2 separate regions of the Homo sapiens genome follow, and region 2 is linked to region 1. Evidence: chromatin contacts called from ENCODE Hi-C data. All regions are on one chromosome and are shown on one strand. The core of a region is the stretch at or near the end of the contact, and the rest is flanking DNA. Distances in the headings are between cores, read along the strand shown. Region 1 holds the start of CLPP (caseinolytic mitochondrial matrix peptidase proteolytic subunit). Region 2 holds the start of MAP2K7 (mitogen-activated protein kinase kinase 7).

The links. A loop is a pair of places that touch in the nucleus more often than their neighbours do. Pooled maps may share reads with other maps.
Region 2: a map of transverse colon shows a loop between it and region 1 (16-fold over the local background). The contact joins the promoter of MAP2K7 here to the promoter of CLPP in region 1. A Hi-C loop is called at or near these places in 1 of 168 maps with a recorded cell type or tissue (transverse colon) and 9 of 50 pooled maps.

What each region holds. Positions count from the first base shown.
Region 1 is chr19:6,359,023-6,362,909 of GRCh38, reverse strand. CLPP (caseinolytic mitochondrial matrix peptidase proteolytic subunit) reads right to left here and starts at 1,379. Exons shown (of 6, transcript NM_006012.4): 1 at 1,138-1,379; 2 at 970-1,041; 3 at 368-464. The coding sequence starts at 1,335. It also overlaps a transcript of ACER1 not described here. RefSeq lists an enhancer at 1-704 and a silencer at 903-1,132.
Region 2 is chr19:7,902,115-7,906,039 of GRCh38, reverse strand. It overlaps MAP2K7 (mitogen-activated protein kinase kinase 7), which reads right to left and starts at 2,163. Exons shown (of 11, transcript NM_145185.4): 1 at 1,972-2,163. The coding sequence starts at 2,095. It overlaps LOC124904630 (a long non-coding RNA gene), which reads left to right and starts at 2,526. Exons shown (of 2, transcript XR_007067121.1): 1 at 2,526-2,619; 2 at 3,291-3,925. RefSeq lists enhancers at 1,121-1,660, 2,309-2,886 and a silencer at 1,602-1,951.

The DNA of each region.
Region 1 (3,887 bases), core at 130-2,629:
CACTACGTTACCCAGGCTGGTCTTGAACTCCTGAGCTCGAGCAATCCGCCCGCCTCAGCCTCCCAAAGTGTTGGGATTACCGGTGTGAGCCACTGTGCCCGGCCTAAAATCTACCAATTTTTAAATGTCAGCCGGGTCAGGTTGGCAGAACAGTATGTGCAGGATCAAAGAGGCCACATCCTGACTTGTGAACCGAGGCTCAAAAGCCAGCAACAGGCACCTTTTGGTGGTTTAAAGCCACTTCTGGAACTCTGACGCTCTGCACCCTTTCCCAGAGAGAGAACATCCCTGACCCGGGATTCTGGTCCCCTGAGTCACCCGTGTGCCCTGACGAGTGCCCCTGGCACCCAGGAAAGACCCTGCTCACCAGGGCTGTTGATGTACATGTGGATGGGCTTCTTGTTGCTCTCGGATTGCAGGAAGAGGAGCTGTGCGATAACAAGGCTGGCAACGCTGTCATCGATCTGCAGGTGGAGAGGGCAGGGGTGTCCCCAGATTCGGGGTGGGGAGAGAGTTTTAAGGGAGGCTGGGGATGGGTCAGGGAACCAGGAAGGGGGACCAGAGCCCAAAGTAAAAGGGATGGGGAAGAATTTAGGCCCCAGAAGGGGATGGGGAGAGAGTAGTGGAGAGGACCCAGGGGGTTTGGAGCACAGGAAGGGGGGAGTCAGGGGGCTAGGGACACAGGAAAGGAAGGGGTGAGAATGGCTGGGGAGAGTCTTGAGCGTAGGAATGAGGGGAGCGGTGCCAGGTGTCAGGAAGGAAGTCGGAGATTAAGAGCCGAGGAGCAGAGAAGGGGTGAGGAGCGGGTTGGGGGACCGGGAGCCAGGAGGGGAGTCAGAAGGGGAGGGAAGGGGGTTAGAAGGGGAGCGGAGCCTGAGGGAAAGTCTGGGGCCAGGGAAGGAGGGGCGCAGGGAGTGTCGGCAGGCGCTTGGGAGAGTCCTGGGGAGGGTCCCGGCGCGGGGCGCTCACCGGGCCCATGACGCACACGATGCGCTCCCGCAGCAGCCGCGAGTAGATGTCATAGGCGCGCTCGCCGCGACCCTGGGGGTAGAAAGATGGAGGTGAGGGGCCGGGGCAGCCAGCCGATCCCCACCCAGCCCGGAGCCCCCGAACCGTGTCCCCGCCCGGCCGCCGTACCGTCTGCTCCACCACGATGGGAATGAGCGGGAGAGCCCGGGTCGCCGTCGCGTGCAGGCACCGCTGCAGGGCCAGGCCGTTCTGGAGTGTCCGCTGCGGCGGCCGCTGCGCTGGAAAGTGAGCGGCGAGGCGAGGCCCCAGCGCGGGGTACCTGCATGACGCCACCCGGGCCCCCCCTACCAATATTCCGGGCCACATCCCTCCGCACGCCCCGGTCGGCTTCCGTCCGATGGCGGAACTACAGCTTCCGGCGTGCTTTGCGCCTGGGAGCTCGCTCGCTAGGCCGCTCACTTCCAGGAGTCTGGGCGGGCGCCATTAAGGGTGAGGCGGGGATAGGGACGGAGCCTGAAAGGGAGGAGCCAATGAAGTAAATTGAGTGGGCAGGGCTGGAGAAGTTTTAGAGTCTCCAGTTCGAGTCCCCTTACCGACCAATTCGTCTTCTTTTTTTTTTTTTTTTGAGACGGAGTCTTGCTCTGTCACCCAGGCTGGAGTGCGGTGGCACGATGTTGGGTCACTGCAACCTCTGCCTTCTGGGTTCAAGCCATTCTCCTGGCTCAGCTGCCCCAGTAGCTGGGATTACAGATGCACACCACTGCACCCGGTTAATTTTGTTATTTTTAGTAGAGATGGGTTTCACCTTGGCCAGGCTGGTCTTGAACTCCTGACCTCGTGATCTTCCCACCTCGGCCTCCCAAAGTACTGGGATTACAGGCGTGAGCCACCGCGCCCGGCCTCGTCTTCGTTTTCTACTGTTTCTGCTTTATTTATTTTTATTTTTTTGAGACAGAATCTCACTCTGTGGCCCAGGCTGGAGTGCAGTGGCGCCATCCTAGCTCAATGTGGCCTCAAATTTCTGGGCCCAAGCAACCCTCCCTCCCACCTTGCTCTCCAGAGTAGCTGGGACTACAGTTGTGTGCTACCACATCTGGCAAATATATATATATATGTATTAGAGATGGGGTCTTACTATGTCGCCCAGGCTGGTCTCAAACTCCTGGCCTCAAGTGATCCTCCCACCTTTGCCTCCCAAAGTGCTGGGACTACAGGCATGAGCCACCACACCCCACTTATTCCTTATTTTAAAAATAGCTGCAGGGCCGGGCACAGTGGCTCACGCCTGTAATCTTAGCACTTTGGGAGGCTGAGGTGGGCGGATCACGAGGTCAGGAGATCGAAACCATCCTGGCTAACACGGTGAAACCGCGTCTCTACTAAAAATACAAAAAATTAGCCGGGCGAGGTGACGGGCACCTGTAGTCCCAGCTACTCAGGAGACTGAGGCAGGAAAATGGTGTGAACCTGGGAGGTGGAGCTTGCAGTGAGCTGAGATGGCGCCTCTGCACTCCAGCCTGGGCGACAGAGCCAGACACCGTCTCAAAAAAAAAAAAAAAAGCTGCAGTGTTCCCACAGCTCATCTTGGAAGAGGGGTCCCAGAGAGGACTTAGCCTGGGTCTTGGCCTTGAAGAGCTTCCAGCCTGGTGTGGCCGACTTCTACTGAGACCTCCTCATTCATTTTTTGGCCACCTGTGGAGTAGATTGTGGGAGCCCAGAGAAGGGTGTTGTGGATTCTTCCTGGAGATCAGACCGGAAAGCATTCCTAGGAGAAGCAGGTATTGGAATTGGGCTTTGCAGGATAAGTAGGAGTTTGTTAGCTGGGGAAAGGCATTTCCAGCAGAGGAAAAAGAATGGGCAAAATGGTGGAAGTAGGAAGATTGCTGGTAATGTTGGGACTTCTCTTTTTTGCCACACCTTCTCAAGCCAGATTCTTTTTCATCATTCAGTTCAATGTCACTATCTAAGAGGTGCCCACTGCTTCATCCCCAAAGTCTAGAATAGTGCCTGACACACAGTAGGTGCTCATTAAATACACATTGAACCAAGAGATGAAGAGGTGATAAAGGAGGTAGGTAGAGGGCTTTGGAGGCATCTGCAGAGTGGGGATAATGATAACCTACCTCCTAGGTTTGTGCAGAAAGTCCTCAGAAAGGGTCCAAAAATGTGTAAAAAGTGCTCAGTTTGAATGATTTATTGCTGTGTTAGATCAGGGACCATGGAAGTCTGAGAAGTCTTCAGGTCCTCCCACATGGGAGTCTACTTGAAGTGTTTTTTTCTTTTTTTTCCCGGGGCAGTCCTTCGAATCACAGCAGATTCAGGCGAGGTGTTGTGGTGGCTCATGCCTGCAATCCCAGCACTTTGGGAGCCCAAGACATGTGGATCACCTAAGGACAGGGGTTTGAGACCAGCCTGACCAACACAGTGAAACTCCGTCTCTATTAAAAATACAAAATTATCTCGGCATGGTGGTGAATGCCTGTAATCCCAGCTACTTGGGAGGCTGAGTCAGGAGAATCACTTGAACCCAGGAGGCAGAGGTTGCAGAGAGCCGAGATCACACCACTGTACTCCAGCCTGGGCAACAAGAGCAAAACTCTATCTCAAAAAAAAAAAAAAAATCACAGCAGATTCAGAGAGACTCCTGAAGTGGATTTTGATGTATAAGAAGTTTACCAAGCAGTAAGCGGTAGACTCTTTTTTTGTTTTGAGTCAGTGTCTCGCTCTGTCACCCAGGCTGGAGCACAGTGGTGTGATCAGAGCTCACTGCAGCCTTGAACCTCTGGGCTCAAGCTATCCTCTCACCTCAGCCTCCCAAGTAGCTAGGACTAGAGGTGCATGTCACCACATCTGGCTAATTTTAAAATTTTTTGTAGAGACAGGGTCTCCCTATGTTGCCCAGGCTGGTCTTGAACTCC
Region 2 (3,925 bases), core at 914-3,413, 1.5 Mb before region 1:
ACGCAGAGGAGGCTGGGCTGGGCTGACCGCTGCTTGAGTGGAGTGAGAGAGAAAGTGAGAGTGAGGGGAAGGGACATGGGGACACACACAGAGCATGGGGGCTGGGGGACGCCATTCTGCGGCCGGGGCAGCGGTTAGGTCAATGGTGCAGATGTCCAAGCAGCGATGATAAAAAGGCTGGTACCTGCTCGTTGGGACGGGGCAGGAGCAGGGCTTAGAGTGATCACAATAACTGGATGGGGAAAAGGAAGAAAAAAACAACACCACGATAAATCACAACAGAAACGACTGATTCGTCCAAAAGAAAAGAAATCAAATCATAAACGAGGAGGAGGGGGAGGCACCGAACTGCAGAGATGGCTAGGAACCGACAGAGATGGGGAGGGCGGGGAGGATGGGATGGAGTTGACACAGACAGAGACGCCTGGAGGGGACTCCTCGGGGGCCTGCCTGCCACCGGCCTCCTAGCTCTGCATGGGAACGGCCACCCCTGAAGGCACCCGGGATCCTGGACTCAACCCTGTCTCATCCACTCAGGGGCCAGGGAGGGCGGCCCCCAGGGGCTAGCAGGGACCCGTGTCTTGGCTGGGCTTCTTGTCTCAGGCAGTGTCCTGCACCAGAATCCCCACCTCCATGATTTCTCTGGACCCCCAAGAGACTCCCCAAGGAGGAACCCACGCTGACTCAGGTCAGGAGAGGGAGGGACAGGAGGGTGTCAGGCTGTGAAGGTCAGGCTGGGTGACCAGGGAATGGGTGGGGTGCCCAGATACGGGGGTACCTTTCTCGCCTGCCATAATGACTCCATAGAGAGAACTAAATAAACTACGAAGGTCACATCAGAGGAGACAAGAGAGAATTTTACTGGGTCAAGAAAGACACAAAAAGGATCATGGGTCAGGGGTGGTGTTCACAGGGTTTGAAAATCTAATTTCCTCCAGCCCAGAGGATTTAGAGACCAGGATCTTGGGGAAAAAGCCGGGAGACTAGATATGGTCAGTGTTCCCAGGCCAGGTGTGTGTGAAGCGAGAGGTACTGATCTAGGATGACAAGGTGTCAGGGAGGTAGGTACCGAGGTGGTGGGACTGATCAGAAAGCAGGTGGATGTATGCTGGGGCGCGGCGGGAGCAGGCCTAGAGTCACACTGGCCCCAGGTGTCCCCAGGTCAGGTGGGTGTGGGTGTGAAGGGAAGGGGAGCCATCACTTGAACACAGGTGACAAAGTCACCGGGCTGGCTGGGGGTCGATGTGCATTTCTGGAGGTCAGACACCACACGCTCACCAAGATGGTGGCAGTGAAACTGGTCACAGGGATTTGCGGGGCCTGGTGTATGTGGGAGGGGGTCTGCTGAGCCCAATGCCATGGTCACTGTCGCCAAGAGGGGGAGAAGGGACCCCCTCCCGTCCCCCCACCTCAGACACGGTCACAGGGAGAGCGAGAGGGAGAATCCTCGGGTCAGAAGAGATGGGGAGGGGCTCTATGTGGTCAAGTAACCTCAGGTGTCCCCGAGCCAGGCGTGCGCGTGTGCGTAGATCGTCGCTGCACGGGGCTGACAAGCCCCCAGGCCGGGGGAGGGGGGCGCCAGACAGTCCCTGAGATGACGAGAGTGGTAGCATCAGGTCAACAGGGACGTGTCTGTGTTTTCGGGGCGACCTGGATGTGGTCACTGTCGCGTGGAGTCGGGGAAGCCCGACCCAGAGGATCACGGCGATGGGGGCGGGTCATCAGCTGGGGGCCTCGCCTGGGTCCGGGAACTGGGCTCCCAAGCCCTGAGGGTGCGAACCCCCCGGAGCTCGCCGGCTCCACGCCCCCCGGGTCACCGTGACCCTCGCCCCGCGAGCCCGCAGCGGGGGGGGCGGAGAGGAGAGCGAGCGCCCCGGAAGCGGGGGCGGGGCCTTGTGGTGGGGGCGGGGCCTCCCGCGGCGCGCGCCCCGCCCCGCCCGCCCGCCCCCTCCCCCACGCCGCCGTGCTTACTGGGCCTGGGCCGCTGGGGGCTGATATCCAGGTTGAGGTCGATCCTCCGCCGGGCCTCCCGGTTCTCCTGCTTCAGCTTTGCTTCCAGGCGGGACAGCTTCTGTTCCAGGGAGGACGCCGCCATCTTCCCCGCCGCCACCGCCGCCGCGCACCGCCCGGCCGCCCGTCAGTCCGGCAGACAAACACCGCACTGCGCCTGCGCCCGGATGACCCCGTCGAGCCGCCGTCTCGCCCCGCACCGCGCATGCCCGCGGCGCGCACCCGCCCTTCTCCGCGTGCGAACCTCCGCGCGTGCGTGCTTCGGCTCAGCCCGAAGGATGACGCCACCTAGAGCTCGAGGCAGGCAACGTGCAACCCCCGCCTTCGTCGCCACCACCACCGTAGTGCGCATGCGCCAATTCCCGATCGCTCCTGAGAGAGGCGCTGCGAGGAAACACCATTCTTCTGAGGACGGTGGGCGGGGAAAACGGCGCGCATGCTTAGCGAGGCGAAGCCGTGTTCGCCCGCGTGGCTTTTGCGCATGCGCATTCCTGGAACCTCGTTCCCAAAGCGGCAGTCGATCCCTGGTCTCCACGGCGGTGCAGCCTCAGCCTCCTCGCTTTTCACGGTCGGCTTGGGCGTCCCTTCGGAATGCCTTCCTCACTGATGGTGCTTTATTAGGATTCCTCTTGTGCTTAATTACCTCCTAGCCTCCTGCTGGCAGCGGGGTGCCGCCTCCTCACCGTAATTAGGCTCCGTCGAGAGCCCTTTCCCTTCTTGCCAGCCCCAGCAGGCTCAGAGTTGGCCGAAGCCAGGGGGGAGGGGACGGCCATGGGAACCCAGCGGTGTGACCCCTGCCCTCGGCGACGGGGCCAAGGTCAAGGCCAGAGTTGTTGGCCAGACCCACATAGAACCTCAAGACACCCCCCTTATCTCTCTCGCACCCGGAACGTGAGCCCAGCGCCTGGACGTGGAGAATTCCTATCTGAGGAGGGGCGCTGGGGTTAGGTGCCAGTGCTTGGGCCCCCGGCAGCCTAAACCACTCCTTTAAGTGGTCCGACGGGTGCTGGGGAAATGTCCCATCTGGAACCCAGGGATCCCCCCAAGAGCGGCTTCCCTCTGCTCTTAGATGCGAGAAGGAAGTTCTGATTTTGCGGACACCCGGGAGGTGGCCAGGGCCAGGCAGACTCTGCCAAGTGCCCTTCCAGCTTCTGGTCCAACGAGGGAACACTTTGGGATGAGAGTTACCGGCTTGTCGGAACTCCTCTGGTGACGATTTGTGGGTGGAGCACACACAAGTGTAGAGTTATAGCTGAGGTCTTTACCTTTCCGTCTTCCAGGCAGCCTTCTGTGCCTCTGCTCTGAGAACATGAGACTCATCCTTGATTCTGGCACACGGGTGTTACTTGGTCACATGAAATAAAAGGTTACGGGCATGGTGGTTCACGCCTGTAATCCCAGCACTTTGGGAGGCCGAGGCGGATGGATCACGAAGTCAGGAGAGGACCAGCCTGGCCAAGATGGTGAAACCCCGTGTCTACTAGAAATACGAAAATTAGCCGGGCATGGTGGCAGGCGCCTGTAATTCCAGCTACTTGGGAGGCTGAGGCAGAGAATTGCTTGAACCCAGGAGGCGGAGGTTGCAGTGAGCCAAGATTGCGCCACTGCACTCCAGCCTGGGTGACAGAGCCAGACTCCGTCTCAAAAAAAAAAAAAAGAAAGAAAAACAGGGTCTTGTTCTGTTGCTCAGGCTGGAGTGGAGTGGTGTGATCACAGCTCACTGCAGCCTCAACCTCCTGGGTCCTGGGCTCAAGCAATCCTCCTGCCTCTGCTTGCCTAGTAGCTGGGACCTCAGGCACACATCAGCACACCTGGCCAACTTTTTTTTGTATGTTTTTGTAGAGATGAGATCTCACTATGTTGCCCAGTTTGGTCTCAAGCTCTTGAGCTCAAGCGATCCTCCCACCTGAGCCTC